Regions from separate parts of the Mus musculus genome. Here regions 2 and 3 are each linked to region 1. The links are chromatin loops, found by intact Hi-C in ENCODE. Cell type or tissue: gastrocnemius. All regions are shown on one strand. Links, peaks and the distances in the headings refer to the core of each region. The heading gives the core; the rest is flanking DNA. Region 1 holds the start of Slc45a1 (solute carrier family 45, member 1). Region 2 overlaps Park7 (Parkinson disease (autosomal recessive, early onset) 7). Region 3 holds the start of Gm23405 (a small nuclear RNA gene).

What was found. Peaks named below come from ENCODE experiments on the same cell type or tissue, not always from the same donor. Only the 100,000 strongest peaks of a DNase experiment are listed, where the experiment ranks them.
Region 2: a loop joins it to region 1, with 7 times the contacts of the local background. A loop is called at or near these places in 38 of 42 quality-filtered maps.
Region 3: it touches region 1 in a loop (14-fold over the local background); 20 of 42 quality-filtered maps call a loop at or near these places.

What each region holds. Positions count from the first base shown.
Region 1 is chr4:150,650,752-150,660,607 of GRCm38, reverse strand. Slc45a1 (solute carrier family 45, member 1) reads left to right here and starts at 8,434. Exons shown (of 9, transcript NM_173774.3): 1 at 8,434-8,581. In gastrocnemius, for the core only: CTCF peaks have their summits at 3,883 (motif pointing left) and 4,420 (motif pointing left); DNase peaks (open chromatin) are centred at 3,848, 4,416 and 8,472.
Region 2 is chr4:150,894,136-150,903,991 of GRCm38, reverse strand. It overlaps Park7 (Parkinson disease (autosomal recessive, early onset) 7), which reads left to right. Exons shown (of 7, transcript NM_020569.3): 5 at 108-177; 6 at 2,898-2,984; 7 at 6,521-6,859. The coding sequence ends at 6,681. Among named protein-coding and RNA genes, the nearest start is that of Park7, 11 kb to the left of the region's middle. In gastrocnemius, for the core only: CTCF peaks have their summits at 2,134 (motif pointing right) and 5,063 (motif pointing right); DNase peaks (open chromatin) are centred at 2,142, 5,084 and 5,624; H3K4me3 peaks cover 4,711 bases; H3K27ac peaks cover 6,432 bases.
Region 3 is chr4:150,960,910-150,970,765 of GRCm38, reverse strand. It overlaps Gm23405 (a small nuclear RNA gene), which reads right to left and starts at 6,031; the gene lies at 5,873-6,031. Gm30120 (a long non-coding RNA gene) reads left to right here. Exons shown (of 4, transcript XR_390979.2): 3 at 2,180-2,343; 4 at 3,137-5,179. In gastrocnemius, for the core only: CTCF peaks have their summits at 4,018 (motif pointing left), 5,398 (motif pointing right) and 6,024 (motif pointing left); DNase peaks (open chromatin) are centred at 4,015, 5,399, 5,983 and 8,342; H3K4me3 peaks cover 596 bases; H3K27ac peaks cover 343 bases.

The DNA of each region.
Region 1 (9,856 bases), core at 1,151-9,150:
TGACCTCTCCTCAGAGCCCCTACCATGCTGTCTGTCTGTCCACCTGTGGAATTAATAACTCCTCCAGTAATCTGCTCTCCAAAAAGGCAATCAGTCCACCTCAGGGGCTTCCTTGAGCTCCAAGCCCCTAGCCTTTCAATGGCCATGGTGCATGTCTTCCTGTGGGAGAGGAGTCTTGGCACTAAGTTACCTACACCTATCAGCAGGGGGCGCTCACCAGAGGCCTCCAGGACCCGGGACCAAAATAACCTTCTGTTCTTTAAAAACTCACTCACTCTTAGGAATCCTGTTATAGCAACGCAACAACAAAATTCTATGAAATTCGAGAATCACTGACCTGAGAGGTCACCTGGCATTGGCCAGCCACACAGTACACGAGAAAATCAAATACAAGGTCACGGGTTTTGACACGAAGAAACTGAGGGTGTCTGAAGCATCAGTGGGTAGTTTCTGACGCTGTCAATCAGTCCCTGTCATGCAAATGTCAGTAGTGCATACTGAGAGCTAGGTCTTTGTCAAGCATCCTAGAGTTGTTTAGTGTTCAAGGACAAAGAAGCAGTGACAGGTGACAGCTGTAAATAAGTTCACGATTCCATAGGACAGACAAGCAGGTCTGAGGACACCTGTGAGGGTTGCAGGAGGGGAGCAAGTATTGAGGAGGGGTAGGACTCCAGTGCAGCCAGGAAAGGGGTGGAGGAGGTGTGCAAGGGGGAGGTGTGCAGGGGGAGGTGTGCAAGGGGGAGGTGTGCAGGGAGAGGTGTGCAAGGGGGAGGTGTGCAGGGGGAGGTGTGCAAGGGGGAGGTGTGCAAGGAGGAGGTGTGCAGGGAGAGGTGTGCAAGGGGGAGGTGTGCAGGGAGAGGTGTGCTGTGGGAAGCCACATGTGCCGTTGCAGAGTGGCACTGACTACTGCTGGCCACCACGCATAAGATTGGACAAACAACCAATGTGTACATATGCAGTAAAGTTTTTTGCAAAGACACTGCCTGGCCCAGGCATGATAATGAGGTTCTGTAAGGTACTGGGAGTATAACCAATCAGATGTGAGACATGCAAATGAGGTATGATAATGAGGTTCTGTAAGGTACTGAGAGAGAGTAGCCAATCAGATGAGGAACATGCAAATGAGGCTTAGTGCATAACCAATCCGGGTGTGAGACACGCCCCTCCTAGGCCTATAAAAGCAGCACCAGTTCTGGGCTCGAAGTCTTTTCGCCTCTACAATCAAGCTCTCCCAATAAACGTGTGCAGAAGGATCCTATTGCAGCGTCGTTCTTCCTGGCCAGTCGAGCGTGCGCAAGAGTGTGCAAGGGGAGGTGTGCAAGGGGGAGGTGTGCAGGGGGAGGTGTGCAAGGGGGAGGTATGCAGGGAGAGGTGTGCAGGAGGGGTGTGCAAGGGGAGGTGTGCAGGGGGAAGTGTGTAGGGGTGTATGTATAAGTGTGCTCCTACTACAAGCACCAAGCCCCTTTACCTGCTGAGCCATCTTGCCAGCTCCACCTTTCTGCCTCAGACAGGCTCTCCTGTTGAACTTACCACTGTGATTTTCTGGCTGGCAGTGAGTCCCCAGAGATCCACCTGTCTGGGGTTGTAATTCCTCAGTCCTGGGATTACTAGCATGTGCAGCCATGCCCAGATTCTTGTGGGCTCTGGAGATTTGAACTTGGGTCCTCATGTGTATGCTGCAACTGCTTTTTTTTTTTTTAAATGTATGTATAGCTATGGGAAGACTCATTCTCAGAGCTGAATGGCGAGGAGTCAGAGACATGCAGCTGAGGTACAGAGTGGAAGGCCTTACTCCTCCTGACATGAAGACCTACCTACCCCAGAGACATGCACACAGGAGACTGCGAAGGCGACATGAACCCCAACACTTAGGAATTGTATCCATGACAGAAATGGCCTCTCGGAACAATGCAGAGGGAAAATCATCTCTGTAAGCAGCACCCAGCCAAGTGGACACAGGGGCAGACACTTACCCCACGCCAAGAATGAAAGCCCATCCTACGTGAAGGGCATATAAAAGTTAAGCCGGACAATGACATTGTTAGAAGATGACACAGAAGATGTTCACGACCTCCAGGGAAGGGGCAATTTCTTAGCCAGGACCCCAGGGCAATTCCATAGACAACACCCATTGATACTTGATTGAAGTTACAACCTTGCAAAGGACTCTATCCAACACACACATGAACACTATAAATCATTAAGACGGGCACGTGGGCAGCAGAAAGATGGACAGAGGCCTGAGCGGGCATGCTGCAGAAGAGAAACTAAAATGACTTAAATGTGAGGTGCTGAAGCCCTGTAGTCACCTGGACATGTAATCAGGACGTTTGTTTCCTGTCTGTCCATCTCCCCAACAGGAAAGACCTCAAACAGTGGTGAATGAGCGGGCAGACAGTCCTCATTGCCTGCCTTCAAGAGTGCGGATAAGTACAGCCTTTGGGCAGACATGAAAGAAGATGTCTGCTCCAAACTGCAGCTCTTGAACATGTACCCTGCAGGATGCTCCAGTGTGTACCTGTGCGGGGTTATAATGCCCTCAGTAGGGTTGCATCCAGTGAGCCTGCAGACCAGATATCTGAGCAAATATCCCGAGGCACGCTTGTGGAATGGAATATTTGGTATGGAAAATGAATTTGAGCAGTGTGCAGTGTAGATGCAGATAACCTTCAAGAATTAAAACAATGAGGCCAGGCAGTGGTGGTGCATGCCTTTAATCCCAGCACTTAAGAGGCAGAGGCAAGCTAGCCTGATCTACATACTGAGTTCCAAGCCAGCTAAAATGACATAGTGATGCCCCCTCTTTTATTTAGAGGAAACATTTTTTTTAAAGATTTATATGAGTACACTGTAGCTGTCTTCAGACACACCAGAAGAGGGCACTGGATCCCATTACAGATGGTTGTGAACCACCATATGGTTGCTGGGATTTGAACTCAGTACCTCTGGAAGAGCAGCCAGTGATCTGAGCCACTGAGCCCTAACCACCTCTCCAGCCCTGAAACCCTCTATCAAAAAGTGAAAAAAAAAATCATGAATTAGAAAAATTATTACCTTTATTTACTTATTTAGAGTGTGCGCCGCCATTATGTAAGTGCTACAGTGTGTGGAGGACAGAGGACATGTGAGAATCGGTTCTGTCCTCCCGTCACGTGCGCTCTGGGGAGCAAGCGGGGGTCCTCGAGCCTGGCAGCAAGGGCCCTCACTCTTTGAACCATTTCGCTAGCCCAAACAATCACAAATTCTAATTCATAACAATCACTAAGAGAAAAGATGGAGTAATTTGAATTTTTCGTGTTTTTTTTTTTTTAATTGGTTATGTGCTTAGAGGTTTGCGGAGTTGATTCAGAATTGTAACCAGCAAGTCAATCAAGCCATCTGAAAGCAGACATCTGGCAGGGTGGTCTCGAACACTGGCCAGGACCCCTCGCTATCCTGCAGCCAATAAGGTTCTCCTGAAGCCGCGGGACAAGAGCGTGCAGCTGGCTGCCTGCTTCCCTTCCCAGTACCACAGTGCACCAGTACCCAGGTCCCCAGGGTGTGAGGCTGTCACTAATTTTGTTGACCTCCCCCACAACTCTGCCTCCCAGTCCCAGATGCTCCTCAGATCATTCGAAACAAGAGCAAAGAACCCACACCACGGGCTGAGGTGTGTGGGTCACCGTGTGTGGCTGCACAGCACTGTAGAAGGGCATTTCTCCACATCCCTCCATTCCATCTTCAAACTCCCACTCCAACCCAGTCTGTTGGCATCCTCTCTTACCCACAGAAAGATCAACGCAGTGGCTAGCCTAAGATCGACTGTTCTTGCAAAAGACCTGAGTTCAGTTCCCAGCACCCATTTCTGGCAACTCGCAAAGTCCTGTAACTCCAGCTCTGGGGATCTAGCGCCCTCCTGTGGACTCCAAGGCTACCTTCACACAGATACACATTCACACACAAGACACATACGCATAACTTAAAAATAAAATCAAGGGATTAGAGATGCCTCAATGGTGAAGAGTTCATGTTGCTCTTTCAGAGATGAACTCAAGTTCAAGTCCCAGCACCCACACAGTAGCTTAGAACGACCTGCAACTCCAGGTCAAGGGGCCCAATGTCATCTTCTGACCTCTGTGGGTACCAGGTACCCACATTGTGAATACCTATATATACCTGCAGGCCGAGCATTCATATGCATAAAATAAGAAAATTTTTGAATTTTCAAATAAATAAATAAATAAATAAATATCGTTGAGAGAGAGAGAGAACGTGTGGTCTGAGAAAACCCTAAGTGGCTCCGTGCTTTGCAGGAAAAAGCATGTTTAAGAAGGACGGGTAATTTTTATTATTTATTTTTATTTTTTTAAGCCTCAGAGCCAAGGTGCCACTTGCAGACCACAGCTGCCCCCGCGAAGGTGGGGCTCTGGCGCCACCTAGTGGGAACGCGGAGTACCTGTTCCCACTGCCTGGCTCCTCTGGGTCTTGTTCCTGCTAACGTTGCCATCCTGGTCTTCAGACAGAGATAGCCGCTGGGAGTCATGTGTGACGTTATGCGGGAACTCCCGATCGCGTGTAGGTCCCCATGAGCTCTGCGAGATTCTGAGATTTGACACTGATAGCCTGGTCTCCTGGAGTGTCCCAGGTAGACACCCTGCCTGGCCCTGAAGCCAGTGTCCCTGGGTCTCTCTTACAAGCTCCGTGTGACTTCTGGCCTGATGGACAGTCCTTCTCCCACTGAGGCTGGGAGGAATCACGACACTGCATAGAGTCATGGTTCCCTTGCCTAATTTAGCCCTGATCTCCTGTGAGTTACTGTGTAGACAGGAGTGAATATACACAGAAAGAGACAGAAATAAAAGGAAGCAAAATTGCTTTCTTCTGTTCCTGGAAGGGTTAAAGAAATAAAAAGGAAGTTTCTAGATTTGGAAAGTAAAAGGAGGGCAGAGGAATTTTTGAAATTTCTTTCTTTCTTTTTTTTTTTTTTTTTCTTTCTCTCAACAATGCCTAGATTTTTAAGCCCTTTCTCCTGCTGGAAAATCCTAGTGTGACAATGAGAAACTGGATACCAATCTTTGTCTTCTGCACAATCCTCCGTGAGGCACCTGCTGCCGCCCCACCCCCACCCCCATTCCCTCTTCTGGACGGAGGTTCTAGCTTCCCTGCAATTACATGTGACCATGTCTCCAGGACCAAGTCCTGGATGTGAAAAGGGTCCCACCCATAGGGGAAGGTAGCATTTCCACAAGACTTCAGGGAGGGCCTCCACGGCCAAGGAAAGCCCTGGCTCAGTTGGTAGAGTGTTTGCCTAACACGCATGAGGCTCTGGGTTCAAACCCCAGCACTGTGTAAACCAGCCCTGATGGCAAACACCCTTAATCCCAGCACTTGGGAAGTAGAGGCAAGAGGAAGATCAGGGGTTCAAGGCCACTTAGTCACGAAGTGAATTCTAGGCCAGTCTGGCTACATGTGACCTGTTTCTCAAACAGGTTTCCAAAGCTAGGGTAAAAGTGCATCCCAAATTCCTAGACTGGAGAAACAGAAGCAGGAGGCTTGCTGTGACATTCTCTTGTTTGCTGACTGATGTGGAGGGCTCAGCCCACTGCGGGTGGGATCATCTCTAGGCAGGAGGGCCTGGGATGTAGAAGCTGTGGGAGCAAGCTGTGGGGCGGGTCCCTAACAGTGCTCCTCCATGACCCGTGCTTCAGGTCCTGCCTTTGGGTTCCTGCCTTGGCTTTCCTCCATGATGCACAGTCACCGCACAGGAACATGTAAGTCAGGGGACCCTTCCCTCTCTCAGCTGCTTTTGGCCATGGTGATTCTCACAGCAACAGAAGAGCAAGCTAGGACATGTCTCTGCCTGTCCTTGGCCACTTCTACCCTCAAAGTTGTCTCCTCCCATCTAGGCCAGGCCTCGACCTCCTGTCCGACCCGTCCCCACACCCACCCCTGACCTTCTCAGTTTCCCACCAAGAGCCTCATGGTCTTTGCAGAATAGGAATATAGCTTGTTTCACAGTGCCTGCCCCCACCCATGAACCCTCTCTGGCTTCTCCCTGCTCTTAGACAATGGCAACAGGTGGTGTAGCTCAGTGACATTGTTCAACATAGCCTTCAAGAGGGTCCAGGGTCCAAGCCCAGCACACACACAAACACACAAACACACACATACACAATCACACTACTTAAGCCAGCATGGTAGCATAAACCTATAGAGTTCAAGGTCAGCTTAGGTAGTATAACGAGACCTCATTAAAAGAAGGAAAGGGGGGGTGGGGGATGGAAAGATAGAGGAGTGGAGGGAGGGACAGATGGAGGGGGAGAGATGGAAGGAAGGATGGATGAGGGAGAGAGGTGGAAGAAGGAGGGATGGAGGAAGGGAGAGATGGAGGAGGGAGAGATGGAGGGGGGAGAGATGGAGGGAGGAGAGATGGAGGGAGGAGAGATGGAGGAGGGAGGAAATGACAGGAGTCCTGCCTCCAGCTGCCACTGCAGCCCCTCCTCTCCGACACCTGGGCCTCTGTGCAGCCTCTCCCATCACAAGGCCTCTCAAGCTCTGTGCTCACTGGGCTCTTCCCTGCCCACAGATCTGCCACCTGTGGGCAGATCAACCCTTTGTTGAGAACGTCCTCAGCCTTACGTTGTCTTCGAAGTATCATTTCTTCAACATGTCCTCACCTCAACCCCCACGGCCATGCATCTCCCTCTGGAGCAACCGTGTGGCTGCTCAGCACAGGCCTGTAGTTGTCTGGATCATGTCAGGTCCCCAGGGCGTCTGCACTCACTCCTCTTCCCTGTGCCCAGTGTCACTTCTCTTCAAGATGTCAGTAGAGCTGACCCTTTACCTCCGCGTATTTCTCTAAATATCATTGCCTCCTCAACTCAAACTTGCAGCATCTCTGCCTCTCTCAGCCCCACGCTCCTCCCTCAGCCCCACGCCCCTCCCTCAGCCCCACGCTCCTCCCTCAGCCCCACGCCCCTCCCTCAGCCCCACGCCCCTCCCTCAGCCCCACGCTCCTCCCTCAGCCCCACGCCCCTCCCTCAGCCTCACGCCCCTCCCTCAGCCCCACGCTCCTCCCTCAGCCCCATGCTCCTCCCTCAGCCCTACACCCCTCCCTCAGCCCCACACCCCCTATCTACCTGCTTTCTTGTTTGCTGGAGTTGCTGGAGATCGTAAATATTGATTATCAACCCCATGGCATCTGGTCTCTCCTAAGAAGCATCACCGTGTTTACCTGGCCGCTTCATTAAGTATGTAAGACCCACACTGAATGTGGGCTGCACCATCCCATGGCTGGGGGCCTGGACTGCATGCAAAGGAGCCTTCATCTCTCTCTCTCTCTGCTTCCAGATCGTGGGTGTGGTGTGGGTAGCGCCTCACCCTCCCGCCCCTACGCTGTTCTCTAGAACGAGAGGCCAGAATAAGCCCTCTCCCTGGAGTTGTTTCTTGTGTTTGTGTTTAGTCACAGCCAACATAGGTGTCCTCTTCCCTTACAAAAATGTTGCTAGGCAAGTAAAGACTGCATGCCTGCACACATGTATGCCCTGTGCAGAAGCTGAACTAAGACTCTCAGTGACATGCAACTACACAGTCAACTTCAGCCACAGTCACTGGTGGGCAGCAGAGTCCCGGGAGAGTCACCATAATCTCTCTACCTTAGCAGTTTCATCTGAAATTGTATGTATTCTGAGGGAGTTGTGTGTTCTGACACACCATTGGCATGCTTTACTGTGAATATGCGCAGTGGTGGGTGTGTGTCACAGATGCTATGGGGAGGATCAGAGGGCACATTACTGGAGTTGAATCTGTCCTTCCACCTTTAGTGGGTTCCAGGGACTGAATTCAGATCTCCAGACTTGCTTGGCAAGGCTTGTTACCACTGAGTCATCTCTCCAGCACCTACGTATTTATTTTATTTATCCTATTTAATGTGTATATTCCTCTCTAGCCTGTCAACCCTGAGGTCGGAAAGGTTTCCCCCTCTCTTCCTTACATCAAGGGGTCTAGAATAAAGCCTGGCATAGCCCGGCCACCTGATGGATCTGTGGCCAGAATAATGAGTGTAATACTTTGGGGGATTGGTTTAGTGCAATGGGCACAATTTTAGGGGGTACGTGTTTATCTATAAACATATGCACGGCTATTTACTTAGAATTGAAGACACAAAAATGTATGTATTTCCTTTAAAATGAGAATGAGGAAGAACAGTCACGGGCCCCGGCAAGTGCTTTTATAATACATTCATGACCATGGAAAAACAAACATAAACTATTATATGTCTGTCTTTCTTTTTTCGCTCAGGTTTTTTTGTTTTGTTCTGTTTTTGGAACTGGTCCCACAAAGTCATACTGCCTCCCACTCCTGCATTCTGCCTATAGACCCCGGTTGTCCCCAAAGGTGCGATGGCACAGCCAACCGGCTGCTTTAAGGATGCTCTGCGGGACCTAGCGGCGGGATGCAGCCGTGACGTCACGGCCCCGCCCCACGGGGTGATGCTGCAGCTGCCGCGGCGGGGCCGGGGGCGCCGGGCTAGGACGGAGCTGTACCCCGAAGAACCAGGAACCCAGCCTGGGAAAGGGATGCCTCCCGTCTGGACGTACAGGTACCGGGCGTTTCCTCCTGCGCCCTCTGCCCAGCTCCGCGGCTTGGCGCCGGGAGCAATGCTGCTTAGGCCCCAGGATGATACTAGTGCCCAGGCTGGGGGCTCTAGGCAGGCATGGAGACCTTTGTTCTTCTTGGATGTTTAGTGAATTAAGCTGAGAATGGAACCTCCGGGGGCGCAGCAACCGCAGGCCTAGAGGGAGAAGCAGTCTGGTAAAATTTGCACCCAGCGTCTGCTCTGTTTATTGAGCCCCAGGCCTGTTCCCGGCCACCTGGGCAGGTGTCATCAGCTTCCGGTTCACCTCCTCCCTGAGGCTGAGTCCTCTGGATGGTCAGGGGCCTTTGTAAAACATCTCCTGGGATGTCTGGGTTATGGGGAACAGCACCCTGTCATTACCTCTGTCCTGAGTCATATCGCTGAGGGTGTCATGCTAAAGCTGACACTAGAGGCGGGCAAACCTCCCCTTCATTCTCTTCTGGATAATAACCTCTCACGACCCCTGGAGTCGTTAGAACGTTTGTTTTCCTGTTCTTAGGGGGAGGAGAGTCAGGTGCTGATGAAACAAAGTCAGAGTGCTTCTAGTCGGGACTTTGGAGGCAAGTTAGCCCTGAGTAAGGAGTCAAAGTCCCGGAGATGTAGCAGAACTGGGCCCCGATTCAGTGCTCCATCCCCTTAAGAGGTTTGAACTAACAGCTCTGAGAATCTGTAGGAGGTGAAAGAGAACTGACCCTAAGGCAACCCCATGGGTGGAAAGCCCCCTCCCCCCGTTTTTTGTTTGTTTGTTTGTTTCATTTCGTTTTGTTTTGTTTAACAGAAAAGAGAAAAGAAAATGGGTTGATTCCAAGTGAGATACATTTTTTTAAGTATTCAGGTTATTGCATGTTTCTTTTTTGTTAATCAAGTGCTGTTGAAACAGCCCATAACAGGTTAGGGATGGCTCAGTGGATAAAGAAATTGCTGCCCAAGCAAGGGGACCTGAATTTGAATCCCCATGTCCCATTTAAAGCCACCAGTAGTGGTATCGTGTACCTGCAATCCTGGCAGCCCTAGGGCTGGATAGGAAGCAGAGATGGAAATCTCTTGAAGCTCCTGGGTGGGCTAGCCTGGTGTATCCTGCTGCAAGTCAGAGGTTGTGTCTCTAACTGCCCACAGAAAAGTAACTTTAAAAAAATCTGTCACAGTATAAAATTTTGTAAAGCATTTAACATTTTTTTTCTTGATTTTTCAAGACAGGGTTTCTCTGTGTAGCCCTGGCTGTCCTCGAACTCACTCTGT
Region 2 (9,856 bases), core at 759-8,758, 240 kb before region 1:
CTTTCTGGGAAACAGCTAGAAGCGAGTTAAGCTGGGAGTGAGGGTCCCAGCTTTCCCGTGAGAGACCGTGTCTCGATGGTGACTGGGTGCTTGGGTTCTCTCTCTAGTCGCCTATGGTGAAGGAGATCCTCAAGGAGCAGGAGAGCAGGAAGGGCCTCATAGCTGCCATCTGTGCAGGTGAGTAAGTGCGGGTGTGGAGCTGTAGCTGGCGAGGGGCTGGCCTGTCTCTGGGAGCTTGACTGCACACAGCTTGCCTTCAGGAAGCCAAAAGGCGCCCACACTGGCTGTTTGGTTTGGGTGGCATGAACTCGTGTCATGGCAGCACTGAGCCCAATTGTTGAGCTTTCTGTCTCTGTCTGCCCTAGGTCGCTAATCTGTGAAACTCAGTGTTTGCCCTGTTTGGTTGACCTCAGGGAAAAATCAGGCTTCTGGAATCCAGCAAACAGCTTGTTCCGGCGCATCTCTGTGCCAGCAGTTAGGCCTGCCAGGAGAGTCAGCAAGAATCTGACCGGCACAAACGCCACACATTTCCCCCGGCCTCGCCTGCCTGGGTGCGTGCTGAGTCTTGGCTTGGGTGCTCTTGAAACCCATGGCTTCAGATGAGCTCTCTCGTACATATCCTGAGCCTTGAGACTATAACAGTTTGCTTCCTGGCCCATTTCAAATCCTTGATGTGGCTTTCCTCTCAGGTGACGGTCTGGCATCCGGCGTCTTCCTCATCAGATGCCTTTTAAGTGTGTCACAGAACAGGTGAATCAGTGACTGAGGAGTGGATGGTTTTGTTTGGGGACCAAGGGACTCTATCTTAGCTCTGGTGCCCTTGCCTCCCCCAGGGGACAAAGCAGATACTGTAGAGACATCTGTGGCTGCTGTCTTACTGAAATGACATCAGACTGACAAGCGCCATCCTTCGGGCAAAGGCTGTGTGCTCCTCCCCTGTTTTAAGATCCTTCCTGGGAGCTGGAGAGATGGCTCTGCAATTAAGAGCACTGACTGCTCTTCCAAAGGATCCGGGTTCAATTCCCAGCAACTACATGGTGGCTCACAACTGTCAGTAACTCCGGTTCCAGAGGATCTGACACCCTTGTGCCAATGCATATAAAATTAAGTTAAATTCAAAACAAAACAAAACAAAAAATCACATTTGGGTTGTCTGGGAGACCAGGCTGTAACTGCCGTGCTGAGGGAGAGGCAGGGCTGCTGTGAGTTCAAGACCATCCTTAGCTACGTAAGAGAGCCTCTCTCCACTGAAGGAAAGAATGGAGGGAAAACATGTGGAAAAAGCTCTAAAAGTTCCCAGTTTAGGACCAAGCATAACTGAGCTGTATGTGCCTAGCATGTGAGAAGCTCCATTCAAAACCGACATACAAAGCCATTCTAACTCCCTGAAGTGACAGAGGTTGTGGGCATCATGGGATGCCACGATTGCATGCTTGAGAGCACATTAGAGAGCCACTGGGAGCACCTACGCATTGCCCTGGGCATCCCGTCTTAGGCTCCCACAGCTCTGACTTCCTGCCGTGCCGAGGCCCAGGGATTTCTGTTGGTTGGTGGTCTTGCAATCCCTGTAACCTGGACTGTCCTGACGGTGGGTACGAAGTCATCAGGGGGCTGGTGTCCTTCGCTGACCTGGGAGACCGGCCTCCCTAGGGTTTGCCTGGGTTTGTTCTTAGACTTGGCTGAAGGTAAACTGCAGTGTCATCGTGTTCCGAGTCGCTGACTGGAACAGCAGCAGCTGGCTCGCTCACTTGCGCTCAGTCAGACCTGAGGGCCTGGCCCTCCTCCGAACCAAGTCACTGTTAAAAAAAGAAACATTACTAGCAGACTGTCCTGTGTCACGGTCTCGGGATGATAAACAGAAAACTGGGGTGGCCCAGGCAGGGAGTGGAGCTCTGTAATGAAGCCTGTCTTCAATCAGCAGTCAAGAGTGACCGTGATGTTACAGTCAGGAGCTCCGTTGTTAGCATCACCCTCGGTGCTGCTGAGTCCAGAAGAAAGTCATCGCAGGGAGGCTTTCCTGAGGGGAGAGAAGGAAGCTTGCAGTGAAGCTTGTAGGTGGCCAGAAGCAGGGAGTGGAAGGACTTACCAGGAACCAGGACACCCAAGGACTTGTAGTTGGTGGGGTGTTCTTCAAGTGTCCACCAGGTGGCGCTGTAGGAAAGGGTGGGGTCTGCTGCCTTGAGCTTGCTGCCGGTTCCCAGAGCTAACTCTTGGCATGGCCTTCTTTTTGTTTGTTTTGTTTTGTTTTGATTTTTCGAGACAGGGTTTCTCTGTGTAGCCCTGACTGTCGTGGAACTCACTCTGTAGACCAGACTAGCCTCGAACTCAGAAACCCGCCTGCCTCTGCCTTTGCCTTTGCCTCTGCCTCTGCCTCCCGAGTGCTGGGATTAAAGGCGTGTGCCACCACGCCCGGCTGGGCATGGCCTTCTTTAGAGGCTCAGATAATGGCAGTGGTAAGTTGTTTTGTCTTCATTTTCAAATCAGGCCTTTGACCACATTAGTTAGTCACTTACTATGACAGGAAGGCGGCCGTGCACACCTTGCCCGGTGCTCACGGGGCTCATGGCGGGAGGATGCGCCTCTGTTGTGTTTAAGCAGTGGGATTTAGAGCCGTGACTGTTCAGACTCGGGTGTTTGCTTTAGAAGAATACTTCTGGTAAACTCTTTGTTTTGTCTTTGTTTTTCTGGGGCAGAGCCCTCTTTGTAGTCCTCACTGACCTGGGACACGCTCTGGAACTGACTCTGTAGACCAAGCTGGCCTGGAACTCACAGAGATCTGCCTGCCTCTGCCTCCTAAGGGCTGGGGTCAGGCGTGCGCCACCTCACACGCTGTATTTCTGTTTTACAGCACAGGTTCTCTCTCCCCTCTCATCTGTATATATACATCTTCTTCCTAGGTCCTACGGCTCTGTTGGCTCACGAAGTAGGTTTTGGATGCAAGGTCACAACACACCCACTGGCTAAGGACAAAATGATGAATGGCAGTGAGTATATCCCTCCCTCCCTGTGCTTCCCTATATGACAGAATCCTAGCCAAGTGGAGGGCTCCTGGCTCTGCACGCACTTCTCAGCGGCGCCAGCCCAGCCTCAGCCTGGCCACCAGAACCCTGACTCGACAGCGGGGAGGGTTGTGAAGTGCTAGTTTAGGTAGTGTTTTTACCGAATCCGTGACAGCAGTTTCAGCAAATGCCTTTTGCCCACAGTGCACAGTGCTGCAGACCTTTGGCAATGTCTTCAGTGGGCGGCCAGCTTGCTTGGTGATGCGTTTCCTTCCTATCAGCTAGGCATTTGAGTTTTATTAACCCTCTGAAAGCAATTTCTCTTTCTGGTGAAGTGAGCAGACAGGGTAGGAGGGCTGACGCGAGGCTGGATGCCCCTCCCCTTGCGCTTTCCTCCTTGCGCTTGTCAGTAAGGCCCGTGACGTGTCCTCTGTGACTCTAAAGCTCCGCTGTAGCCTTTCCAGGTAGTTTGTTATTCAGATCTAGTTAGGCCATTCTGCAGCCTGCTTTTGTGTTTGAGATGGGCCCTCACTGTGTTGCACAGGTAGCTTTGACCTGGACTGAAGCCATCCTCCTGCCTCAGCCTAAATGGGCGTGCAGGTGTGTGCCATATGAGGCTGCACCTTCTCACCTCAACCTCGTCATTACCTTTTTAGCTTTGGCAGGTTGACTTCACTGCTAGTTGGATTTCCTGTGTCTTGCTTGTTTCTTTGGCTCCTGGGTGTGGGCTGTGGTTGGTTTCTGCTTCTTTGCCTATGTGAACCCATGCTGTCGAGAAACTTCCTTAAGTTGCTATTTAATTTTCAGTTATGTGTGTGCATGAGGAGGTGTGCACAGAAGCCAGGAGAGGATGTTCTGTCCCCTGTGAGCCGAGTTACAGGCAGTGGTGAGCTGTCTGGCGCGAGTGCTGGGAATGGAACCCGGGTCCTCTGGCAATAGCGGGACATGCTCTAACCACTGAGCCATCTCTCCAGCCCTGAGAACATTCTTAAATACATACCTGGGCATAACTAGAGCTCCCTTTTTGAAGTAAAATAGTGTACACGCAGTTTTTAAAAGTTCGTACCTTTTTGTTTTAGAGGCTAAGATTCAGCAGTAGAGTGTGTGTTTGGTGTGCAGCGACACATGGAGTTGCTCTGTGACTGCACTTTCGCGTGTTCTTAGCTTTGTCCCAAGTGTTGTTTCCCTGAAAGCCTGTTGCTCTGTTTCAGTTATTAGAGGGAGACTGACTGTCAAACTGGGTGAAACCGCTCTGTTATGAGCTCTGGCTCTTGGGAGTTGAGTTTGTGTGAGCCTCAGGAAGTGAGGTCAGGGTAGGAAGGATGGCACGAACTCAGGCTGCGCTGTGCACCGTGTGCGCCATGTGTACCATGCGCACAAGGGGACAAAGCACATGCTGGTCCTGTGTCACCTGAGCTTCTGAAACACGGGTACTGAGGGCACACAGTGGGACCTCATAGCCTACACAGTGCCCAGCTTACCTGGAGCCTACGGTGTCTTGGCAAGGCAAGGAACCCGGCTCCCCTCCCCTCCTCTCTGTAATGAAGGCTCTCCCTCCCCTACATCATTGCCAGGGTCAGTAAGTCCTGGTTTTAGGACACTCTTTGTCCATTGTACCCTTTGAAAGCAGTCTGAGGGACAGTAGCCATCCTCCACGTGACTCTTGTAGGCGAGGTTCTTCTGGGGGCTCCGTAACACTTGGCTTGGGCTCCCCCTGCCCATGGCAGCAGCAGTAGTCCTCAGAAGTGTGTTGGATGAGTGAGTACTCAGGCAGCAAGGCCTGAGGGCAGGCTGAGGAGGCGCGTGCTCAGAGGCTGACTGCCTTCTCTTGAGGGATCAAGGGCCAAGGACTTGGGCTCTCTGGGCTTTGGGTCTCTATGGAAACTGCTCTGCAATGGTGTTCCCTGATTGTCATAGACAGGCCTAAGTAGTGAGTGCCTTTCTCTGAAGAGATTCTTTCATGTCTGCAAATCTATCCTGACCGCCAAATCCTCTTCCTTCCCCCAGGCTCCACAGCAGCCCCGGCTGCATTGGTACACTTTGTGAGGCTGTTCCTCACTGTGGCCACTAGGTGGGGGCCGTGGACAAGTGGTAACCCTGTTTGAGACCTTTAAACTTCCTGGTTAAGGCCGAGGCTGGGTTTCTAGTATTTGATTTAAAAGGTCTTGTCCTGGTTTAGCCATCAGAAAGTAGGGCTGGGTGAACCGAGACGTCCCTTCCAGTGGCGGTCTCTGTTTTCTTTACCGTCCTGTAAGTGGGAAGGTTCTGGTATGTTCTGTCTGGTCAGCAGATGCAGATGGAGTTTTGAATGAGATAGAGAGGCAGGCTCCTCCTGGTGTGGCTGCCCCGCTTGGAGGAGAAACGCGCTTCTGAGGGCTCTCAGTGAACTCTGGATGTCCTGGGTTCTTCATTTCGGGCAGAAACAGGGTACATGAAGCTGTGCCCAAGCATCTCAGGTTGGGGCCATGCTGGTGGTTCCCACAGGGCTGCATGTGGAGCTCCTGATCATCCTTGGTGTCCGCCCTCACGTCCGCACGTGACCCTGCTCCTGCAGGAGTCCTTGCCTGGAGGCCTCCCGTACTCTGGCCGCCCTCCCTTCCCAACATCCATCTCTTCCCTAAAGTTCTGTCTCCGACCAGCCCTTCCACTCCCTGCCTCTGTGCCAAGGCCCAAGCCCAGATATCCTGGGCAGAGGGTCTCCTACAGGGACCTGAGAGAGTGAGGTCCTCCACACAGTGCCCTCGGTGCGGAGGGAGACAGAGCTGGCCAGGGTGAGATGCTGGTGCAGAGCCCTTCTTCAACAGTAGAGAGACTGCCTGGGGGACTGAGTCAGGAACTTTGGACGAAACCTGCTTCCGTGTTCTGGTCAGAGACCGAGAACAGAAGAGACCCCAAGCACTTTGAATAGCAGATGATATAAGAAAGCAAAGGGTCCCAGCTGCTGCGGGTGCTGGAGGGGACAGGCAGCAGGCCCCAGCTGTGGCCCCAGCAGGCCTGCTTCAGGACCACACTAGATTGGCCCAAGGGCCGGATGCTGGGAACACGGCTAGGCTCCCGGAAAGCAACTCTGGCCTGTGGGGTGAGGGTGTGAGATGAGTAAGGCCCCAGAGGGCAGGCGGGTGCTTGGAGCCTGGGTCCTGTCGTACGAGACAGAAAGTGGGGGAGACGTGGGGAGTCTTGGTGGAGCCCACCACATTGTTTCAGAGGAACAGGGAGAGGCAGAGGAAGAGACCTCATGTGCTGGTCTTGTGTGGTCTGGGACTGCAGAGGACCAGGCAGTCTCTGTCCTCACCGCTGCCCTGCCTCTGCCACAGCAGCCCTGTGGCAAACAAAGTAGGCAGTGGAGAAGTCCATCACCAGTGCCCACAGAGCTCTCCCACGTGCGCTGTTGGTCCCTTCCAGCCACCCTTGCAGTCACTTTACCATCGTCCCCACAGTACCCGGTAGTCTGGAGGGCAGAGGAGACAGACCTCGGGAATGGCGGCAGCAGTGTGTGTAGAGTGACTGTCTGCTCCCTGTAGGTCACTACAGCTACTCAGAGAGCCGCGTGGAGAAGGACGGCCTGATCCTCACCAGCCGCGGGCCGGGGACCAGCTTTGAGTTTGCACTAGCCATTGTGGAGGCACTCGTGGGGAAAGACATGGCCAACCAAGTGAAGGCACCGCTTGTTCTCAAAGACTAGAGCCCAAGCCCTGGGCCCCACGCTTGAGCAGGCATTGGAAGCCCACTGGTGTGTCCAGAGCCCAGGGAACCTCAGCAGTAGTATGTGAAGCAGCCGCCACACGGGGCTCTCATCCCGGGTCTGTATGTTTCTGAACCTTGCTAGTAGAATAAACAGTTTACCAAGCTCCTGCCAGCTACCTTTGTGTCTGGGGTCTTTTGTGGCTGGCTACATTTGCAGGTGGTTGCTGTTGGTGCAGCTGCAGACTGACGGAGCAGCTCGGCCCCTCCTGCTGCGGAGACGGACGGCCTCTGATGGCGGGCGCTTCCTGGGCTCCTCAGGCGCTCTGAGAGTCACTGGGCTCTCACTGAGGAGTAAAATGTGCTGGGGCTGGGCCTCATCTGCCCTGACCATGTAGCCCAGGCTAGGCTGGTCAGTGGACAAGGCTCAGCTTGGGTATTCTCTTTCTCTGCTGGGATAGCCACGAAGGAACTTAAAGATGGAGTACTGGCAGCCATCTTGTCACTGTGAAGAAAGAACACACCTGCAGTCCTCAGGAGGGACCTGGCAGCTCCTGTCAAGAAAGCAAAGCTGGAAACTGCACATTGTTTTGAGACGGGGACTCACTATGTAGCTCTGGAACTAAGTATGTAGAGCAAGCTGGCCTCACACAGCAGAGGCGCGCCTGCCTCTGCCTCTTGAGCACTGGGGATAAGTGCACACCGTAATAAACACTAGTAAAAATAATACAGAGGGCTGGGCAGTGGTGTGCTCACCTTTAATCCCAGCACTTGAGAGGCAGAGGCAGGTGGATTTCTGAGTTCGAGGACAGCCAGGGCTACACAGAGAAACCCTGTCTTGAAAAAGAAAGAAGAAAAAAAAAACCAAAAAAATAATACAGAGGCTGCTGAGGGAGAAACAACGGGGACTTCATTGATGTGGTGGTAGTGGTGGGCAGCCTGAGGACTGTGTTTACTGTGGGGGTTGGGGCTGTGGCGGGCACTGCTTTGACCCTAGTACTAGGAAGGCTGAGGCAGGAGGATTGTCCACAAGTTCAGCTCTCTCACAGTGAGCTCAGAGACGGCCTGGGCTACAGCAGGACTTTTCATTCAGTCCCTCTTCCACCGAGTAATGTGTGCCAGGTCCGGGGAGTCAGTCTGTGGGCTCAAGGCACACTCGTGTCCTATGGTAAAACATGGAGTTTCCTGCCTGCTAGCACAAGACTCCTGATGAGGGTCTCCGGGAAATCTGAGAACGAATAGGCTGGTCTCTGATAAGAGGCCTCAAGCAAACCTGAAAGAAAAAGCACAAAGGCCAAGCAGCCGCTGGCTAGGGGTAATGGAGGAGCAGGGAGGCGTGGCATGAGAAGGAGCCGGTGAATGGAGGCTGGAGAGGTGACCAAAGCTAGCCAAGGAGCAGGTGGCGGGGGCCCAGTTGCCAGCCTCACCATTGGAGCAAGCAGCACCCCTGGCCAGCTAAGGCAGGGTTAATGACAATGGAGAGTGCTCAGGCCTGGAAGGCAGCCGGAAGCTGCTCACATTTCAGCAGGTAGAGGAGATGGCAGAGACAGGGTGAATTTGGGGTTCAGCTTGAATTTGAGGTACCTATAAATATACTTCATATGGTCATGAAAACCAAAGGCCAGGGGTGGTGGCTGACATCTGGAACTGCAGGTCTGAGGTTGAGACCAGCCTGGGTCACATGGTTCCAGGCCAGCCTGAGCTAGAGACCCTTGTCTCTGGACACATTATCCCGACAGTCACAAACTATTCTCTGTAAGTAATTTACTGTTGGTGATGACTGTCCTCAGACTCCAAATCCCGAGTAGCACCCCTGGCTCTCCATGGTTTCCTGGAATGCCATCTATAGCGGGAGAGATGTGTGCTCCTGTCCCACCCTGGAGCAGCAGGAGGTGATTGGACAGCCAACCCTGAAAGTGGTATCGATCTGCACATCTGGAGTGTGGAGCGGGCTCCTCCAGGAAGCTAGCTCATCACACCCTCAGCTCTGGCCAATTGTGGCCTGCTGGCTCTGGGGTTTTAAGAGTCTAGCCCCTGGGGTGTGGAGTGGACTCTTCCAGGAAGCTAGCTCATCAAACCCTCAGCTCTGACCAGTTGTGGCCTGCTGGCTCTGGGGTTGATAAGAGTCTAGCCCCTGGGCTACTCTGTAGTGTTAGTCCAGCTTGCTTCTCTCCAACAGGTGGCTGGGGACCTGGAACTGAGGGGGTGGGGGAGGGTTGGGTGTGGCCTGTCAGTGGGCTGCCTCTTTCTCAGTCTGGAGTGGCTCAGACTGTCTGTTCGATCCTTTTTTTTTTTTTTGTAAAACTTTGTTCACCTCAGAGTGCTATAGCGCAGCCACCCCAATGCCCCAAGCCTGTGCTGCTCCTACCAAATCCAATCCTGACCCTTGCCCAGAGCTCAGCTCCCGTGACTGAAACAAGATCATCTTCATGGGGCCAGGCACTCAGAGCGTTAAGCCAGCTGCAGGAGTGGCTTTCCTCAGCTGAGTTCCGAGCCAGCTCTGTGGGCTGCTGGGGGGGGAGGGGGATGGGAGGTGTGGGGGAGTAGGTGGGGGTGGCAGGATGGTAGGGACCATTGGGTGCAAAGTGGTATCCCACAAGAGGAAGACTCAGCACTTCTGTACCTAGCACCTAAGGGTGGGGGCCCTTCCGTTGGGAGTGGCCTTGGTACCTGCAGTTTCCTCCTATTGGTTTTGTAAAGACAGCTCACAGTGCTCCTGCGTCAGCCTGAGTGCTGGACATCCTTACCCCCAATACACAAAGCCCGGGTTTGATCCCTAGTACCACAAAGCAAACAAGCCAACGAGAGTTGTACACGCATCCAACTCCAACGTTGGGCACGGGAGGTAGGAGAATCAGACTTCAAGATCACTTTTAGCTACATATCAAAAACGAGGCCAGCCTGGATCCCATGAAACCGAGTCTCAAAAGGTGACAGAAAAGCTCAGAGAGCCGGGCTCTGCCCGTGAGTGATACAGGTACCGGCTCCATCCGACAGGTCAGCCTGTCTGGCAACCAGACAGAGAGCCATCCACTGTGAAAAGAAAACCTTGATTTAGAAGTCATGACTCCATCTGTCCTCTGTCATGGTGTGTTACAAAAGCCACAGGATGTAGCAAAACACATTTCTTTTTTTTTTTCTTTTTTCTTTTTTTTTTTTATTCTTTTTTTTCCATT
Region 3 (9,856 bases), core at 1,280-9,279, 310 kb before region 1:
AGGAAAAATGATCAAGGTCACTGAGAAATAGTGTTGGTGCTCCAGGGTATGCTTGACAATTGATTGATTGATTGATTGATTGATTGAGACACTGCAGGATGAATTTAGGCTTCTCAACAGCAGGGGATCATCTGTTGAAGGTCTGAACTCTGAACTGCTTTTCAGAATCTCTCTTTCTCTCTTTTTTTTTGGGGGGGGGGGTGGGTCAAGACAGGGTTTCTCTGTATAGCCCCGGCTGTCCTGGAACTCACTTTGTAGACCAGGCTGGCCTCGAACTAAGAAATCTGCCTACCTCTGCCTTCCAAGTGCTGGGATTAAAGGTGTGCGACACCACGCCCGTCTTCTCTCTCTTTTTTTAAAGATGTATTTAATGTATATGAGTGCACTGTAGCTGTCTTCAGACACACCAGAAGAGGGCATCGGATCCCATTACAGATGGTTGTGAGCCACCATGTGGTTGCTGGGAATTGAACTCAGGACCTCTGGAAGAGCAGCCTGTGCTCTTAACCACTGAGCCATCTCTCCAACCCCTCTACATAAGTTTTTACTCATTTACTTTTACTTTATGTGTATGTTTGTGAGACTGCTTGAGTTTATGTACACCACGTGTGTATGAGGAGGCTGTGGAGGCCAGAAGAGGGTGTCGGATCCCCTTGGATCTGGAGTCAAGTGTGCTGTGAGCCCAGCTCCTCTGCAAGAGCAACCAGTGCTCCTAACAACTGAGCCATCTCACCACCTTCCTAAGCTGCTATTTTTAATGGGATTTTTTTCCCATTCATATCATTGTGTTGTGCTTGATTTAGAAAGACCAAGGTTTCTAAATGTTTGTTGTTCCTATCAAAACATTTAAACGACATTTTAATTAATTTTAGCGTGTGTGTGTTGGGGGGGGGGCGGGGTGAATACCACAGTGTGCATATGGATTTCAGGGGACAGCTTGCAGGAGTTGTGGGTTCCGGGGGACCTGACTCAGCTTGTCAAGTACCCAGGTACCCACGGATGTCTCGCTGGGTGACAGGTACCCATGGAGCCCTTTGAATGACCCTTTGCTGTGTCAAGACAGTGTCACTGTGCAGGCCTGGCCCACCCTGGAACTGACTGTGTAGATCAGCTGGGCGAGGCTCACTGTTGCCTGCACACCTTAGATGTTGTGATGACTGATCAGATGCTAACACACACACCTCTGGCAGGTTTGCATGTAGAGAAATGTGTTTAAATCAGGCCTACAGTGACAATGTTCTTGTTTTAAGACAAGATTTTTTTTTAACTACACTGCTTTTGTGTTTGTGTGTGTGTGTGTTCATGTGTGTGAGCATGTGCACATGAATGTCATGGTACAAATGTGGAGGCCAAGGGACAATTTGCAGGAGTTAGTTCCCTCCTCCTGTGTGGGTCCTGGGGATCAAACTCAGGTTCTCGGTAGCCCAGGCTGGCCTCTAACTTACTGGGTAGCCGAGGAGTCACCCTGAGCTTCTCCTCCAAGCGCAGGGCTCCCAGTTCTCCACCACACCTGATTCTAATGCAGTGCTGATCTTCGCACAGGTGAGGCCAGCACAAAGGCAATGAGCTATGTGTCATCCCCAGCCCTGTGTTGACTGTGTGTGGGCAGTGAGCCTCGCCCCTTTCTATCCCTTAGAAGTGACAGGGAAGAAGTGAGTCAGAGTTGACCACAGGGCAGGAAGCTCAGGATAGACCGTATCAGAAAGTGAAGGCTTCAGGGATGCAATGCCTGTTACAATCACTAACTGGTCAATCATCGTTAATTCAAAGGTAACCACCATCTGACACGGTTAAAACTGGGAAACAGCTCTTGCAAAGGAGAGACAAGAGTTTGTATTGTCCAATCTGTTTCATTTGCAAAAATCACTAGTTTGCTTAAGAATTTCAGATCTGAGGGACTGGAGAGGTGGCTCTGCAGTTGAAAAGCACTGGCTGCTCTTGTAGAGGACCAGGGTTTGGCTCCCAGCATCCACACAGCAACACATCCACTGCCTGATACTCTAGCTCCGGGGTGGGGTGGGGGGATCTGATGCCCTCTTCTGGCCTGCATGGGCACCAGCACACGGGTGCATGTGTACACACGCAAAGAGACGCATAAAATAAAACTTTAAAAAAAAAATAATTTCAGAAGCAATTAGATTAACATGGCAGTAAGTAGACTGCTCCCTCTACTTTCCAGGCCTGCCTGTACCCCACGGAAGTTGGAACATATTGGAATAACTGCACCCATGGCTGTCAAGGACTACCTGGGCCTCTGGACTAACATGGCAGGAATTGTAACTTCTTCCTCAGCTTTCTCAACGGCAGTTTTATTTATGCATTTCCTTTCTTCAGTCTGTTTTGGTAAATTATGCTTTTCCTAGAAGATTGTAATAGGTTTTCACCAGCGCGATAGGCCAGATCAGATCACCGTAAAAGTAAATAGGTGCACGTTTATTGGGCGCAGCTCCTGGGTGGGTTCGCAGGTCCCAGAGAACAGAGCCAGGGAAACCACGAGCCCAGGCTAAGGCCAGGGGGTTTATAGATCTCGGGCGATGATGTATCAGCCAGGAGCCGGAACTGTGCCCAAATATAGTCAAAAGCTGATCGCTTACACGGGTGGGCTGGCAGATTGCATCAGCTGCTGGAAATGCGGAACTGAGATTTGGGGGCCTTTTGGGGGGGGGTATCCGAGACAGGGTTTCTCTGTGCAGCCCTGGCTGTCCTGGAACTCACTCTGGAGACCAGGTTGGCCTCGAACTCAGAAATTCACCTGCCTCTGCCTCCCAAGTGCTGGGACTAAAGGCGTGCGCCACCACACCCGCCTTTGGGGCCCTTCTTTTGTTCAGAGTTTTTCAGTGTGCGAGGGTTTGGGCGGAGATTAGACGGGGCTCCCCAGGCCACGCAGGGGTGAGCAGTGGACTCCAAGCTCCAACCAAACAGCTTGATCATTTTTTTCCTAGCAGGAATCTCTTCCTAGAAATCGTGTGTGTATGTGTGTGTGTGTGTGTGTGTGTGTGTGTGTGTGTGTGTGTTTATGTGTATGTGTTTACATGTATATGTGTATGTAGAGGTGCCTGTGGAGGACAGAGGACAAACTTGAGTGTCGTTCTGCCCTCCACGTTGATTCCTTGAGATGAATTCTCTTTCTGGCTAGGCTGGCTGGCCGTCAAGCGCCATGGAGCCAACTGCTCTCCATCTCCCCGTGCTAGAATTGCGTCTGCGCAGTAGGTCACCCAGCCTCTTGACGTTGGCTCTGGGCTCGAACTGGAGTTCTCCGGCCATCATTTTTCCACAGTGAGCATCTCACCAACGGAGTCTTCATCTAACCATTGTTCCTGGGTTTTTGAGACACAGTCTGGACACATAGTTCGGGCTAGCTTAGAACTCAATGCTGAGACCAGGTTGGCGTCAAACTTGGAACAGTCCTCCTGCCTTAGCCTCGGGAATGCTAGGGTTATAAGCACATACCAGCAGGCTTGGCTCTAGCAATTTCTTGGAACATGGTGAGATTTCAGGCTACATTAACTACATGGAGCTTGGATCTGAAACAGCCCGTGGGAGTGCCGCCGTGAGATGGGTTCCATCCCCAGGACTGCATACACCCTGTGTGGTGGAGGCAGGAGGATCAGGAGTTCAGAATTAGGCTGATCTACATAATGAGCCTGGGTTACATGAGACCATCTCTCAAAAACCAAACAAAGCCACGTGTCATGCATGCTTTAGAATGGTCTTAGTTACTTAAATTGCTGTCTCTAATTTTCATTCTCTGCCCAAGACCATGTTTTCTTCTGATGGGCTGATTGCACGTGGTTAGGAACTTCCTGGTTCCGTCTAATTGAGACCAAGTTAACATCTGAGGGTATAGACCCTGGCCAACAGTGTGATCTCCTTAGTCCCCAGAAGATGACCATCATTTTCCCTTCTTGTCTGCAAGAAGACAGGTGATAATTAAATGACTCCTGGCACCTCTTCATCCTGGAGTCTCCCTGGTCCCAGGTAGCCACCCACACAATGGTGGTGTCTACCGCCCTCTTGTGGCGGAGGGAGTTTTTGTTCTTTCCAGTTTCTCATCTGACAAAAAGTTCCAACAGCAGGGTGGCAGAAGTGAGTGGGTGAGTGTGGGTGTCAAATATTTACATCTGAGCATCGCGCTAAGTGACATTAGGGGTAAATGCGGAGGAGGATCCAGAGACCCCGGTAAGCTGAACACCTTTAAGCAAGATCCAGGTTGCCAAATGAGGTGGGTTTGGCCAAATGCTGCTTGTTTTCTAATGTTAATTTGGGTCCCCAAAACTGCAAGTAGTGTCTGTAAGTAGCTTCTGGGAACCTGCCCCCAATGGAATCTGACTGTTAAATAAAAATGCCAACAGCCAAGCTGGGGAGGACAGACAGAGGTCGGGTATTTTTAATTTCCTGGGGCTTGGGACAGACGGAGAAGGGTAGCTACCATGTGAAGGAGCCGGGAGAGTGTGGCCAGAGAGGATTGCCCAGCTGGGTCCAGGGCAGCGAAGAGAGAACAGAGATTATTGGCACGTGGAGGTTAGGCAGTGGCCCAGCTATTGAGCTACTTAAGGCCTATCAAAATATAAAGGCTGTGTGGGGGGAGGGGGAGGAATGTCTTTCTTTGGGGAACATATATCATTGAGGCGGGTGGTGAGCCTGCCACTGGGACTTATTAATTAATTATTTAATTCAACAGCCAAACAACCAGAGACCTGTTTCAGCGTGTTGAAGAGCCCAGATGCAGATCTCAACAGAGAGTTACCCACGTGTCATCTGTCATCGGAGATGCTCTGTACAGATATGCCCAAAACAAATATGGTGCTCACGACTGAAGACCGGGCTTTTCTGGTTTTGTGATTTGAGAGACTTTGGGATCCTAGAATGAAGGTCTTCTGGTATTTATATTGGAATATGGTTTTTTGTTGCTTTTGCTACTGTTCAAGTTTTACGACTTGTTTTCATTTATGTATGCATTTGTGTAGAAAGCATACCAAGTGTATGCAGATGCCTGCAGTAGCCAGAAGAGGGCGTCAGATCCCTGGAGCTGGAGTTACAGGTGAGCCACCAAGCATGGGTGCTTGGTTCCTCTGCAAGAGCACTATGCACTCTCGACTGCGGTTCTAGTGGATATATTTTTTAAATCATCATCATCAAAGCTGGGCAGTGGCGGCGCACGCCTTTAATCCCAGCACTCGGGAGGCAGAGGCAGGCGGATTTCTGAGTTCGAGGCCAGCCTGGTCTACAGAGTGAGTTCCAGGATAGCCAGGTCTATACAGAGAAACCCTGTCTCGAAAACAAACAAACAAACAAACATCATCATCGTCAACATCATCATTATTATTTAGTAGTGGTGTTACGGTATTTTTGACTACATGCGTCTCTGAACCACATTGTGCAGTCCCCAGGCAGGCCACAAGAGGGCATCAGATCCCTTGGAACTAGAGACCTATGAGCCACCATGTAGATCAGCCCTTTTCAACCTGTGGGTCGTGACTGTACAGCCCTTTCACAGGGTCGCCTAAGATTCTCAGAAAACACAGATATTCACATAACGATTCATAACAGTATCAAAATTACAGTTGTGAAATAGCCACAAAAGTTATTTTATGGTTGAGGGTCACCATGACATGAGGGACTAAAGAGTCCCAGCATGAGGGAGATTGCGAACCGCTGATACAGATGCTGGGAACTGAAGGCGAGCCCTCAGTCAGAGCACCAAGTGCTTGTACTCAGTAAGCGACCTCTCCAGCCCCGGAAAGGAGACCATGTGACTGCTGAGAGCAGAGCCCACGCCCTCAGCCAAAGCAGCAAGTGTTCTCAACAGCTGAACTGTCCTCCAGTCTCTACTGTAAACTTTTATTATGTGCGGTTTTTAGAGATCTCCTTTAGGAGGGTGTGGGAACGCAGCCCCCACTACCACAGATTACGCAGTTAATTTCCCACGTGTGGGGGGGATCTCGGGGGTCAGCACATCCGAGGGCAGCGGAGGAGCCTCACACCGGGAAACCACCTTGTGGTCATGGTGTGCCCCCTGCTGGGTGACTACGGATAAGCTTGCCCGACATATACAGTAAAGACATGTGCGTGTGATTCGTGTTTAACTCTGTTCACCCCAGAAGAATTCTGATTACTGCTATTTATTACTTAGTCTTAAATTCATACAGCATGCAGTATTTTTTTTTAATTAAAGCACAGAAAAACAGTTTAAAGAAAAATCTAGTGGGCTGATAGTGAAGCCCAACTGCTGAGCACCTTGGCGAGAGCCTGGTGCACAGCTCAAACTCAACTCTAGGTGTTGCTGTGGAGGGCTTTTCCACAGTGCTTATCCTTATTTTTATTATTATTATTATTATTATTATTATTATTATTATTATATTATTATTATTATTATTACTTATTCACTTTGCATTCTGCTCACTGCCCCATCCTTGTCATCCCCTCCCAATTTTTCTCCCCTCCCTCTCCCTCCTTCCCCTCTCCTCTGGGAAGGTGGGGGTCTCCCTAGGTATCCCCCCACCTGGCATATCAAGTTTCTGCAGGGCTAGGCACATCTTCTCCTACAGAGGCCAGACAGGGCAGCCCAGCTAGAAGAACATATCCCACAGACAGGCAACAGCTTTAGGATAGCCCTCGTACCAGTTGTTCGGGACCCACCCACATAACCCAAGCTGAACATCTGCTACCTATGTGTGGGGAGGCCTAGGTTCAGCCCATGTATGCTCTTTGGTTAGTGGTTCAGTCTCTGAGAGCCCTAAGGGTTAGTTGACTCTGTTGGCCTTCCTGAGGAGTTCCAATCCCTATTCCCTTAGAGGCTGCAATCCTTTCTCCTCTTCTTTCATAAGAGTCGCCAAGCTCCACCCACTGTTTGGCTGTGGGTCTCTGCATCAGTCTAAGTCAGCTGCTGGGTGGAGCCTCTCAGGAGAGCCTTTCCTAGACTCCTGTCTGAAAGCATAACAGAGCATCACTAATAGTGTCAGGGATCGGTGCTTGCTCATGGGATGGGTCTGAAGTTGGGGCCAGTTATTGGTTGGCTATTCCCTTCAGTCTCTGCCCCATCTTTGTCCCTGCATTTCTTGTAGACAGGATACATTTGGGGTCAAAAGTTTTGTGGGTAGGTTGGTGTTCCTACCAATCCATTGAGGTTCCTGCCTGGCTATAAGAGGTACCCTCTTCCAGTTCTATATCCCTCATGCTGTGAGCCACAACTAAGGCCACCCCCATTGATTCTTGGATACCTACTTAATAACCCCAGGTCTCTGTCTCTTCCTGGAGATGCCCCCACCCCTGTCAGTTGCAGAATTCCATTCATTCTCCTGGCTATCTGACCATCTCTCCAGTCCCTCCCCAAACTTGATCCCGAACACCCCCATTCCCATCCCCTCTACCACCCAGTCCCCTCCCTCCATCTGCCTCCTATGACTATTTTATTCCCCCTTCTAGGTGAGAGTCAAGCTTCCTCACTGGGCCTTCCTTCTTGTTTAGCTTCTTAGGGTCTGTGGAATGTAGCGTGGGTATCCTGTACTTTATGGCTAATCTCCACTTATCAGTGAGTACATACCATGCTTGTGCTTAGGGGACTGGGCAGGGAGATGCAAGTCAAAACAACTCTGAGATTCCATCCTACACCAGTCAGAATGGCTGAGATCAAAAACTCAAGTGATACATGCTGGTGAGGATGTGGACCAAGGGGACACTCCTCTATTGCTGATGGAGTGCGAACTTGTACAAACACTTCGGAAATCATTTGGCAGTTTTACAGAAAACTTGGAATATTTCTACTTTAAGATCCAGCTATACCACTCCTGGGCGTATACCCAAAAGATGCCCCGCCATCTCACAAAGACACTTGCTCCACCATGTTCATAGTAGCTTTATTTGTAATTGAAGTGGAAATCTAAGGGTTCTTTGGAAAGTCAGTTGGATGGTGTTTAGCTGAAGCAGACGCAGGAGAGAGGATGTTCTACTAAAGCAAGCATGTGAAAGGACACGTGATGAAGGATTCTTTGCTAACAACACGCAGGTGTTGGTCTACCTTTCGTTGCATAGTTGAGCTGCATTTGTCGGAACTCCATAGACAGAAATGCACCAAAAAACTTCTGGTAGTGTGCTGCAGTTTCTTGCTGCTTCCCCAGACTCCAGCTGATGGGCAGAGGATGTCAGCTGAGACAGTGCTTGTGCTGAGGCAAGACGTGTGAAGGGCACGTGATGTTTGGAGGGAGTGTAAACAGGACTCGACAGTGACAGAGGCTGAGCCAGGCTTGCTTATAGAGTTAGCTGTGCAACACTTGTGGGTCTCCAGTCTTCCCTGATCTTTGCTTCCCTGATTGAGGCACAGCCAAGAACTTTTTCTGGCTTTCCTCCAGGTCTCTCCTGATGACTCGTGCCAAGGCTGAGGCCTGGCTGTCTCTGCTAGGTAGTGCCACAGCTGCTGATTCATGCTTGCTATCCCAACTCTTGTTCTTGAATTGGTTCTAACGCTTCTTGTGTTAATTCAGCTCCCAAAATTACATGGGAACCCGAATGTCTACCTGTAAAACTCTGGGAATTCCTGCCCTCAGTTGGCTTTGATTGGTAAATAAAGTTGCCGGCGGCTAATGGCTGGGCGGGGAGACAGAGGCAGGACTATTTAGGTTCCCTGGCAAGGAACACAGGGGAGGAAGAATAGTCACCATGCCAAGAAAGGAATAAGATGCAGGCTTGAGAGCTGCAGAAGGCAGTACCAGCCAGGGAAGTCGGCCCCAGTACACACACACACACACACACACACACACACACACACACACACCATTGGGTCTAGGGTAGCAAAGATGGAATATAGATTTTAGTAATAACTCAGGGGTGTCAGAGGGGAGGCATTAGCAATGTGGAAGTTTGGGAGTGGCCCAGCCATTACAATGTTTAAGACATATTAAAATAGAAGGGTGTGTGTGTGTGTGTGTGTGTGTGTGTGTGTGTGTGTGTGTTTTATTAGAGAATCCAGAGCACCAGGAGCAGGTGGTGAGGTGTGCCGCTGCAGGGGAGATTAGAGCAGATTAATCAACTACCGATACACAATGCTACCAAACTGGACTATTGGTGTATCTATGAAGTGTTTGCGAGTGGATCAAGCTGCTGCTGCTGACCTGTGAACTGAACTGCCGATTTCCAGACAACACAGATGGGAGCTGTTCCAAAGAACCATTTCTAAACAGGTCCACTTCCACCATATCCTTTCTTTCCCACTACCTCTGGTGGGAGATGGGCTACAAGGGAGGCTAAAGCGTTTGAGAACCATCATTAAAAATAGGGCCTGGGAGTCTGCCACTAGCAGCCTTCACATGAAGATGTAGAACTCTCAGCTCTGCCTACATCGTGCCTGTCTAGATGGGTGCCCTACTCCCACCTTGATGATGAGGGACTGACCTCTGAACCTTGGTAAACAGAACCTGGAGGAGCTACTGACAATCATCTCAAGTGGATTGATGAGAAGAGACTCTACCAGACCCGTCAGGCTGGCCGGATTCTCAGAAAAGGAGGCATGGGCTTCTGTGACCTTTTACACTCTGTCAGGATCTTTCAATGCCAGTACCATGGGATGATCACCAAGAACAGCAGCAGCAATGGAGTGGATCAACCTGAGTTTAGAGTGCTACAGAGGGCAGAGCTGGAGAAGTGACACCAGCCCTTTGGAGGAGCCCAGAAGATCATGTGTGGATCCCAGACATTGAAACAGGAAGTTGTAACTTTGAAGTTGCCTTGGAGACCCCAAGACTTTGGAGATGCCAGAGCCAGGAGCTATCTGCTAAGGAAACCTGTTAACAGAGTGGAACCGGCCCAGGAGACAGAAGTTTGTTGCCGACAACAAAGGTGAAAAAAATAGTTGGAGATTTGA